Linked DNA regions of Homo sapiens: region 1 is linked to region 2. Evidence: read pairs that join two places in POLR2A ChIA-PET (ENCODE). Cell type or tissue: OCI-LY7. All regions are shown on one strand. Each heading gives the region's core, and the rest is flanking DNA. Links, peaks and the distances in the headings are about the cores only.

Region 1 (5,370 bases), core at 205-5,204, 430 kb after region 2:
AAGGTACTTCTCCCCACGCACTCCCCCCTTCTCCTTTGCTCCATCTTTTCATCTCCCTCCCCCGCTTCACCAACTTCCCCATCCAGACATCAACGAGTGCGAGGAGGAGAGCATCGAGTGTGGACCCGGCCAGATGTGCTTCAACACCCGTGGCAGCTACCAGTGTGTGGACACACCCTGTCCTGCCACCTACCGGCAGGGCCCCAGCCCTGGGTAAGGGCTGAGTTGGCAGGGCCTCGTGCCCTCAGGAAAAGCACATTTTTCAGTCACTGGGGGTGCAGGCTGGCCCTGTCATTGTCACTCCCCACACAAGTGATGCAGGCAGGAACGCACGGAGCCCTGGGGGCAGGGAGAGGCCAGAGTGGGAGAGAACGGGGACACAGGAGCACACACACCAAACCCCAGACACAGGACCACCATGCAGACTCACACAACCCCAGGACAAAACTCAGACACGCCAGCACCAAACCCATCTCCTCCACGCCACTCACAGCGGCCACGGACACTCATCAAGACACACGGAGACATGGGGACCTTAGGGGTGGCAGCTGCTGCCCTGGAAAGGTTTCTCCCGGCGGGTGACCTGCCCCAGGCCTTACAACTAGAAACGTAGGCTGGGGTTGGAAGCAGATGCCCGCGGCAAGGCTAAGCGCAGTCTCCACCTCCAACCCCGCCCCCGCAGGGCAAATCCAGACTGGGTGACTTGGCCCAGGGGCACATCGCTCCCCTGTGTCTGCTGGGCTTCCCTGGGGCATGGATCCCGAAAGTCCGCTGGAGGGACCATGAAAGGGCAGGCCTCTGGCTTCTCTGGGCTTCAGTTTGTTGAACTCTAAAACGGGCTAGCGTGGGAGCCTGCAGAGAAGGCGTGTGGGGCTCTGCGGGAGAAGGACGGGCAGCGCGTGGGCGGAACTGCAGGGGCTGGCAGGGAGGTCTGAGTTACGCGGATGGGCCACGCTCCGACCGCACCCCCGAGTCCGCCTGTCCGTGTGTCTGTGCCGCCCGCAGGACGTGCTTCCGGCGCTGCTCGCAGGACTGCGGCACGGGCGGCCCCTCTACGCTGCAGTACCGGCTGCTGCCGCTGCCCCTGGGCGTGCGCGCCCACCACGACGTGGCCCGCCTCACCGCCTTCTCCGAGGTCGGCGTCCCCGCCAACCGCACCGAGCTCAGCATGCTGGAGCCCGACCCCCGCAGCCCCTTCGCGCTGCGTCCGCTGCGCGCGGGCCTTGGCGCGGTCTACACCCGTCGCGCGCTCACCCGCGCCGGCCTCTACCGGCTCACCGTGCGTGCTGCGGCACCGCGCCACCAAAGCGTCTTCGTCTTGCTCATCGCCGTGTCCCCCTACCCCTACTAAACGGGAGAGGGCATTGGCGGCCGCCCTGGCGTGACCCCCGAGGAAGGGGTCGAGGAGAAGCTTGGTCCACGCCACCTGCTGTGGCAAGCGGAGCGTCATCGTCTCCCGCCCCGTGCGTCAGCGAGACCTTGGGTCAACACGACCCTGCGCACAGCCTTGACCCCCGACAGCGAGGACCTGACCTCACAGAGGGAGGCGTCCAGGGCGGCCCTTGGGTGGCCAGTCCCGCAGGCAGGGCCCGGGGAAGCCCGGATCAGACCTCCAGGTCTGATCCGCCCCTCAGTGGGAGCGGGACAGGGACACAGGGCACCTGGACGCGCGGGAGAGGGGGCAGACCCCGCGTTAGGGGTGGCAGCAGCTGTCGCCCGGCCACACCTGGTGGTGTCATTCTGAACCCTGTTGCAATATAAAGGGATTTTTTTTTAACCAACTTGGTTTCTTTGTCTAATTATTTTGCTTTGTAGGGAAGGGTTTGGGCTGGGAAGGAGACCATGCCTTCTGTTCTGATCCAGGAGCACTGCAGTTTGAGTCTACCAGCCTCCTCTCCTTAGGAGTAGGGCTGCCTCAGGCACCTCCTGGCCTCAGTTTTCCGATCCATAAACTCTTGCAGTAGGGCCCTCCCTTCCCCCATAGGGCTGTGGGGCTATTAAATGAGGAGTAAATGTGTTGCAAAGACAGCAACAGCCGGTGGCAAAAAAAATAATTCTTACTTTTTAGAGGCAGGGTCTTGTCCTGTCGCCCAAGCTAGAGTTGCAAATGACATGATCGTGGCTCACTGCAGCCTCGACCTCCTGGCCTCCCGATCCTCCCGCCTCAGCCTCCAGAGCAGCTGAAACTACAGGCACATGCCACCATGCCTGGCCTTTATATTAATTATTAATGTTTTGTATATATGTAAGGCATACAACGTGATGCTTTGATACACATAATGAAATGGTTACTATAGTCAAACCAATTAATATATCCATTTGGATTTTGTGTGGGCTTGAAAAAATTAAAACATACCCATCATCTTGTATATACTTATTTTTGTGGCAAGAACACCTCATATCTACTCCCTTAGGAAAATACCAGTGTGATATTATTATTATTTTGAGATAGGATCTTGCTGTGTCACCCAGGCTGGAGTGCAGTGGCGTGACCTCTGCTCACCTCAATGTCTGCCTCCCAGGCTCAAGCGATCCTCCTACCTCAACCTCCTGAGTATCTGGGACCACAGGCATGCACCACCACACCTGGCTAAATTTTTTTTCTTTTTTTTTGAGTTGGAGTTTCACTCTTGTTGCCCAGGCTGGAGTGCAATGGTGCTATCTCGGCTCACCGCAACCTCCGCCTCCTGGGTTCAAGTGATTCTCCTGCCTCAGCCTCCCGAGTAGCTGGGATTACAGGCATGCGCCACCACGCCCGGCTAATTTTGTATTTTTAGTAGAGATGGGGTTTCTCCACATTGGTCAGGCTGGTCTCAAACTCCTGACCTCAGGTGATCTGCCCGCCTCGGCCTCCCAAAGTGCTGGGATTACAGGCGTGAGTCACCGCGCCCGGCCTAATTTTTTAAATGTTTTGTAGAGATGAGGTTTCATTATGTTGCTCAGTCTGGTCTGGAACTCCTGGGTTCAAAGGATCCGCCCACCTCAGCCTCCCAAAGTGCTGGGATTACAGGCATGTGCCACTGCACCTGGCTTACCCCAGCCTATTTTTATCTTCTAACTCTTGTCGCTTTCCAGTCATAGACTCTTACAGCGGGCTTCTTTATGGCTTGCTTGTCATCTTGTATCCTTTGCAGCTCACCCCTGGCTTTCACTTGCAGTCCTCTTCTGAGCTATCTTTTTCCTGATAGCATCTCCCCTTCTGGGGGATGGATTATTGAAGGCAAGGGCCATTTCTAGGCCCTGGCCTTAATAATTCATCTAATTCATCTACAGGAAGGGCCTTTGTTGGACGAATGGATGGATGGAAGTGTAGTGCAACAATTCCTAAGTAGTCTTTTTTTTTTTTTTTTTTGAGACAGAGTCTGGCCCTGTCGCCCAGGCTGGAGTGCAGTGGCGCGATCTTGGCTCACTTTAAGCTCCACCTCCCGGGTTCACACCATTCTCCTGCCTCAGCCTCCCGAGTAGCTAGTATTACAGGCATGCACCACCATGCCCAGCTAATTTTGTATTTTTAGTAGAAACAGGGTTTCTCCATGTTGATCAGGCTGGTCTCGAACTGCTGACCTCAGGTGATTCACCCACCTCAGCATCCCAAAGTGCTGGGATTACAGGCGTGAGCCACCGCGCCTGGCCTAATTTTTGTATTTTCAGTAGAGACGGGGTTTCACCATGTTGGCCAGGCTGGTCTCAAACTCCTGACCTCAAGTGATTCACTCGCCTCAGCCTCCCAAAGTGCTGGAATTACAGATGTGAGCCGCTGTGCCCGGCCCCTGGGATAGTTTTAATAGGCGGTCAGGGCAGGAGAAGAGGGGACAGCAAGTGTCAGGGCCCTCAGGCAGGAGGGTCCAGCCAGGAGGTTGGGGAGGCTGGAGATGAATGAGGTGGGAGAAAGGGAAGACAGAAAGGTCAAGGGGGTGGGGTGGATCCTGTGAGGTCTTTGGGCCACCACAGGGACTTTGGCTTTGATGAGTGACCTATACAAGAGCACATGTATAGGTAGGTGTGGTGGTGCATGCCTGTAGTACCGCTACCTGGGAAGCTGAGGAGGGAAGACCCTTGAGCCCAGGAGTTTGGGGCTACAGTGAGCTATGATTTGGCCACTGCACTCCAGCCTGGGTGAGAGAGCGAGACCCCATCTCTAACGAAAATGGTTTTTAAGAAAGTCAATGCATATCTGCGTGTTGGCCTATCTCCAGTGTGCTGGGTCTCGGGAGGAGTGTAGGTGAAACGGAGCTTGGCTGTTTATCCTTCTCCTCCCATTCCTGCCCTTCTCCCTGGGCTGGCAGCAGCCCCTGCCTGGTGGCCTCTTTGTTGCCAGCTGCCCCTGACACAGCCTCTGGGAGAGAGAGGTTGTCTTTTGCATATGGTTCTGAAGAAAAGAGTGCCTCTCTCCCTGTTCCTCCTACTTAGTGTGACATGGTCAGCTCCCCCTAATTGTCCCCTCCCTCTCATCTGGGCAATGAGGAAAGTTGTCTGAGTTAGTTCCTTCTAGAGATGAACGACAATCAGGCTGTCTTAACAGAGCTGTTCTGGGTACACAGAGAAAAAATCGCTGTGTCCATTTTACAGATGCAGAAAGGGGGGTACAGGGAGGGAACATGATCCAGTCACTTGACTGAGGTGTGACTGGTTAATGGTCAAACTGGGACTCTTGATTCCCACCTAACAGCCCCAGTAGAACCTTCTCCAGGATGCTTCTTACTGTAGGTTTCCTTCAAACCAGTCTGCAAAGTTTTTCTGTTAGGGGCCAGATAGTACTTTCTGCTTTGCGGGACATTCAAGCTCTGTCAAAATGACTTACCTTTGCCATTGCAGCGCAAAAGCAGCCCCGGAGGACCCATGAACAGATGGGCACAGCTGTGTTCCAATAAAACTTTATTTGTGGACACTTACATTTCAAATTTATTATCATTTTCATGTGCCATGAAATATTCTTCTTTTGATGTTTTTCAACCATTTACAAATGTAAAAGCCATTCTTAGTTTGCACGCAGGCTTTACAAAAACAAGTTCAGACCAGAGTTTGCTGATCTCTGGTTTAAACCACAGAAATTACTGATGATGGAAGTCCAGGCTGGGTGGAGAGATTAGAGGAGGCGGGAAGAAGTGCGGGAGGGGCTTCCCAGGCCCTCCTGTACCCTATTCGTCCAGGGTCCACCTGTGAGGGCCTTCCTTGGGCCGAACGCCCCTCTTTGTGCAACGCCAGGGGTCAACGGGTCAGAACTGGAGCACTGCTCTTCGCTAGGCTGTTAATTTTTTATGGAGCTGGGGACTTTGTGGAGGTGATGCAGAGGCGGAGACCCACAGAGGGGAGGTGCCACTCCTCTCTCACCCCTGCTGTCTCCTGCAGGCCGCTCCCAGTCTCACGCAG
Region 2 (5,370 bases), core at 157-5,156:
AATGGCTCTGTTTAAACAGAATCCCTTAGGATTATGTTACTAGCATTAGCTTCCTCAAACTGTGGAGGAAAATGTGTCAGAGGGTATAGATTTACTCAAAGAGTAACTGTAAGAAAATATCCATTTAAAATGTTTTAAAAAATCAATTTGGTTCTGAATATTAAAGAAGCTGCACTTACAGAAACGTAGAAAGTTTTATAAAACTTTACAGGCCGGGCGTGGTGGCTCACGCCTGTAATCCCAGCACTTTGGGAGGCTGAGGTGGGTGGATCACCTGAGATCAGGAGTTCAAGACCAGCCTGGCCAACATGGTGAAACCCTGTCTCTACTAAAAACACAAAAATTAGCCATGCATGGTGGCAGCTACCTGTAGTCCCAGCTACTTGGGAGGCTGAAGCAGGAGAATCGCTTGAACCCAGGAGGTGGAGGTTGCAGTGAGATGAGATGGCGCCATTGCACTCCAGCCTGGTGACAGAGCAAGACTGTCTCAAAAAAAAAAAAAAAAAAAAAAAAAAGGCTGGGCATGATGGCTTGCACCTGTAATCCCAGCTACTCAGGAGGCTGAGGCAGGAGAATCACTTGAACCAGGGAGGTGGAGGTTGCAGTGAGCTGAGATCGCACCACTACACTCTAGCCTGGGTGACACAGCCAGACTCTGTCTCAAAAAAGAACTTTACAAACAAAAATGTGCCATCACAAATACCACCTGAAATTAACTTCTCGAGCTTTTAACAAAGATTTAAATTAATTTCCATAGACAAATTGAGATTTTTTTTTTTTTTTTTTGAGACGGAGTCTCGCTCTGTTGCACAGGCTGGAGTGCAGTGGTGCGATCTCAGCTCACTGCGACCTCCGCCTCTCGGGTTCAAGCGATTCTCCTGCCTCAGCCTCCCGAGTAGCTGGGACTACAGACGCCCGCCACCACACCCGGCTAATTTTTTGTATTTTTAGTAGAGATAGGATTTCACCATGTTAGCAAGGATGGTCTTGATCTCCCGACCTTGTGATCTGCCCACCTCAGCCTCCCAAAGTGCTGGGCTTACAGGCGTGAGCCACTGTGCCCTGCCAAATTGAGAATATTAAAAGCAGAAATACTCAAATATATTTTTCAACCTAAAAGTGATGAAAAAGGATTACCCAAAGTGACTTCATTGCTTGCCCACAAAAAGAATAAATTACATGTGAAAGGCAGAATTAGAAGGTTTATTTGTTTTTTCCTTTTGTTGTTTTTCTTCCAAACACTATGGTGACTTAGGAATAGAAGGTTTATTTCAAGGATCACAGATACCTTATGTTTTGACAATAGGAGTAGATGCAGATTCCACAAAATCATATATTCATCTGCTGTTTCTGAAACTGGTTTTTGAATTAGGGTGCTGTGCTCCCTGGGTTGAAAATGTCTCCTATAGCAGGAGCCTGTGAGGTAACTGACAAAAAGGGGCTCCAGCACCACAGTGCCCTAGTTGTACATTCAAGTTAATACAACAGATTTTAATTAGAAAGGAAAAGCACACAAAATGAAAGGTCTTACTGAATTCAAATCTCATTAAAATGCAATTCTAGAACTTGCCATTAAAAACAGGTACAGGCTGGGTATGGTGGCTCACACCTGTAATCCTAGCACTTTGGGAGGCCAAGGCGGGTGGATCACTTGAGGTCAGCAGTCTGAGACCAGCCTGGCCAATATGGTGAAACCCCGTCTCTACTAAAAATACAAAAAAATCCATCTTGACCAACATGGTGAAACCCCATCTCTACTAAAAATACAAAAATTAGCTGGGCATGGTGGCAAAGGCCTGTAGTCTCAGCTACTCTGGAGGCAGAGGCAGGAGAATCGCTTGAACCTGGGAGGCGGAGGTTGCAGTGAGCTGAGATTATGCCACTGCACTCCAGCCTGGTGACAGAGTGATACTCTGTCTCAAAAAGAAACAAAACAAAACAAAAAAACTAGCCAAGCATGGTGGCAGGCGCCTGTAATCCCAGCTACTTGGGAGGCTGAGGCAGGAGAATCGCTTGACCCCAGGAGGCGGAGGTTGCAGTGAGACATGATGGTGCCACTGCACTCCAGCCTGGGCGACAGAGGAAGACTTCGTCTCAAATAAGTAAATAAAATAAAAACAGGTACAAACTTAGGCTTAATTGTTATAATTAGTCATAAGTCTGTTTCTGTTGCAGAAATGAAAACACTAAGGAGTCTGTTTCTGTTGTAGAAATGAAAACACTACGTTCATGGCTCTTTGTAGTTGCATTCTGAACACGAGATAAGAATGTAAGCAAATATATGATAAAAATATATGTGTGGGTTAAAAAAATAAAACTTAGCTGAAGTTTAGGAGGCAGCTGCATATGGATGAAGTTAGTGATATAAAGAATGTGGAGGCCGGGTGCGGCGGCTCATGCCTATAATCCCAGCACTTTGGGAGGCTGAGGAAGGAGGATCATTTGGGCCCAGGAGTTTGAGACCAGCCTCGGCAACATAGCAAGACCCTCATCTCTACAAAAAAAAAAAATACACAAAGTTAGCTGGGTGTGGTGGCGCACGCCTATAGTCTCAGCTACCCAGGAGGCTGAGGTGGAAGGATCACTTGAGCCTGGGAGGTCAAGGCTACAGACAGCTGTGATCACACCACTGCATTCCAGCCTGGGCAACAGAGTGAGATCCTGTCAAAAAAAAAAAAAAAAAAGAAAAAAAAAAAGAATGCAGAAAGACACATAGAGTACAAAAAGTTGCATTTTCATATTTTTATAACAATAATTATATTGTGTAAAAGGGCATTAAGGAGGCTGTTGTTGGATGTGCAACAAATGGAAGGGCTCAGAAAGTAGAAGCCTCAGGACTAATGAATGCAGCGGTGCTCTGAGCCAAATGTGTTCTGAAATGAAGAGAAAGGGGAAAATCACAACCTGTAGAAAAAGTGCCAGAATTTTGACTGTGCTAGAGTCTGAGCAGATGAGATTAGGAGGGGAAACTGCTATGGAATGTATCCCTTTAAAAAGCAGCAATAAACTTCTAGCCTATTTTGACGTTCTTAGAACACCTTAGTCACTTTCAGTTCCTCTCTTGTTTCTACGGATGCGGTAAAAGCAACAAACAAAAACAAACATCTCTAACTGCCCCAAAGATGCGGAGTGAAAGACACTGTAAAAAAATAAGATTTTAAGGCCGGCGTGGTGGCTCACGCCTGTAATCCCAACACTTTGGGAGGCCCAGGTGGCTGGATCACCTGAGGTCAGGAGTTCAAGACCAGCCTGGCCAAAATGGCAAAACCCCGTCTCTACTAAAAATACAAAAATTAGCTGGGTATGGTGGCGAGCGCCTGTAATCCCAGCTATTCAGGAACTTGAACCTGGGAGGTGGAGGTTGCAGTGAGCCAAGATCGCACCACTGCACTCCAGCTTGGGTGACAGAGTGAGACTCTGTCTCAAAAAAAAAAAAAAAAATTAAACTGCTTACTTTTTTTCATTAAAAAAAAAAAAACACCTAATTTCTGCTGGGCGTCATGGCTCAATGACTATAATCCCAGCACTTGGGGAGGCTGAATGGGAGGATCACTTGAGCCCAGGAGTTCGAGACCAGCCTGAGCAACATGGCGAGACCCACTCTGCACAAAAAATAAAAATAAAAATTAGCTGGGTGTGGTGTCATGCGCCTGTGGGTCCCACTACTTGGGAGGCTGAGGTGGGAGGATGACCTGGGCCTGGGGAGGTCGAGGCTGCAGTGAGCCAGATTGTGCCATTGCACTCCAGCCTGGGCAACAGAGTGAGACTCTGTCTCAAAAAACAAACCGAAAAAACCACCTAATTTTTTAAATAGTTTAAAAATTACTCCTCCAGATAGGTATGGTATTGTCAAATAACTTGAAGAGGAAAAGTATTAGGGATAATGAAGTTATAAAATTAGTCTTAGAAGGATGGATATAACTTGTAACTGTGTTTGGCTGCATCAACACTGATGAAAGATCGACGCTAATCTCAGAAAGCAAAATCTTGCTCTTTATAATTTAAAAAATGCTCCATTTTATTGTAAGCAAGAGGAGCTTAGTCAAGCCCCTCAGTGTCTGGCTTCAACCTGAAAACGGAATCTTCTGGTTCATTTCCTGATTTCTATGCAGAGATTGGACCACGAAAGCTGTCTAAATATGAATTGGTCTCTTTCCCAAGCTTGATCAATCAGCAGGTGCAAAGGTTCAACCAGCTTCCCCGCCTCTAGCTGTCCTGCATTCTTCTCAGCCCTGGAAAACCAACTGTGCCTCTCAAACATCCCACACTAGTCTCCATAGGTGATTCTCTCCCCCAGAAAACAAGTTCAAGACCGACCCAGGAAAGGAAGAAAAGAGGGTGATAGAGAGAGAAAGAAATCTCACTCTAAATACCAGGGAGAACTTTGAATGCAATCCAAAGACTAAAGAAGAAAGAAGTATACAAGCTAAATTATTAATGAGAAGAAAAAGCCAGATTTTTAAAGTCCTGACTTATTTCTAAACTCTAAATATTTCCAAGTTGGAGGGGGCAGTGGTAGAGTGGGTGCAAAATATTACAAAAATATTACAGGAAAAAAATGTTTAAGGCCCTGGCATCTGAAACTTAGTTAACACCAAGGAAAAAGATTTTCCACTAAAACGCTTGCCAATTCATTCACTTCCCACTTTAAGATGGCTCTGCAAACACATAGGTGATGTCCCTTTCTAAGAGAAGGGATCCCACTTCTCAACCCCACTGCCATAGTTGAGCATCTGACTCAAGGACTTGCATGAAAAACTCTATGGGAATAGGTGCTAGAGCTAAAAGGTAAAAATTGCTAAGAGGGGCTGGACGCAGTGGCTCACGCCTATAATCCTGGCACTTTGGGAGGCCGAGGCAAGCGGATCACTTGAGGTCAGGAGTTTGAGACCAGCCTGGCCAACATGGGCATCTCTACTAAACCTCATTTCTACTAAAAAAAAAAATGGCTGGGCACAATGACTCACGCCTGTAATTCCAGCACTTCAGGAGACCAAGGCGGGCGGATCACAAGGTCAAGAGATTGAGACTATCCTGGCCAACATGGTGAAACCCCCAACTCTACTAAAAATACAAAAATTAGCTGGGTGTGGTGGCATGGGCCTGTAGTCTCATCTACTCGGGAGGCTGAGGCAGGATAATTGCTTGAACCCGGGAGGTGGAGGCTGCAGTCAGCCGAGATCGTGCCACTGCACTCCAGCCTGGTAACAGAGCAAGACTCCGTCTCATAACAAAAACAAAAAACAAAAATTAGCCTGGCATGGCGGCACGCACCTGCACCTGTAATCCCAGCTACTCAGGAGGCTGAGGCAAGAGAATCCATTGAATTTAAGAGGAGGAGGTTGCAATGAGCCGAGATTGTGCCACTGT

What was found. ChIA-PET counts read pairs that join two places held together with the same protein. Peaks named below come from ENCODE experiments on the same cell type or tissue, not always from the same donor. Only the 100,000 strongest peaks of a DNase experiment are listed, where the experiment ranks them.
Region 1: POLR2A ChIA-PET joins it to region 2 with 9 read pairs; 3 of 35 experiments call an interaction of 5 or more read pairs at or near these places.

What each region holds. Positions count from the first base shown.
Region 1 is chr9:130,432,343-130,437,712 of GRCh38, forward strand. It overlaps HMCN2 (hemicentin 2), which reads left to right. Exons shown (of 98, transcript NM_001291815.2): 97 at 87-213; 98 at 1,006-1,781. The coding sequence ends at 1,351. It overlaps LOC107987134 (a long non-coding RNA gene), which reads right to left and starts at 1,473. Exons shown (of 3, transcript XR_007061816.1): 1 at 1,279-1,473. In OCI-LY7, for the core only: no CTCF peak of the experiment used is centred there; no DNase peak of the experiment used is centred there.
Region 2 is chr9:130,004,574-130,009,943 of GRCh38, forward strand. All of the region lies in intron 1 of FNBP1 (formin binding protein 1), which reads right to left. Among named protein-coding and RNA genes, the nearest start is that of FNBP1, 36 kb to the right of the region's middle. RefSeq lists enhancers at 3,068-3,217, 3,378-3,427. In OCI-LY7, for the core only: no CTCF peak of the experiment used is centred there; a DNase peak (open chromatin) is centred at 3,058; H3K4me3 peaks cover 1,400 bases; H3K27ac peaks cover 2,721 bases.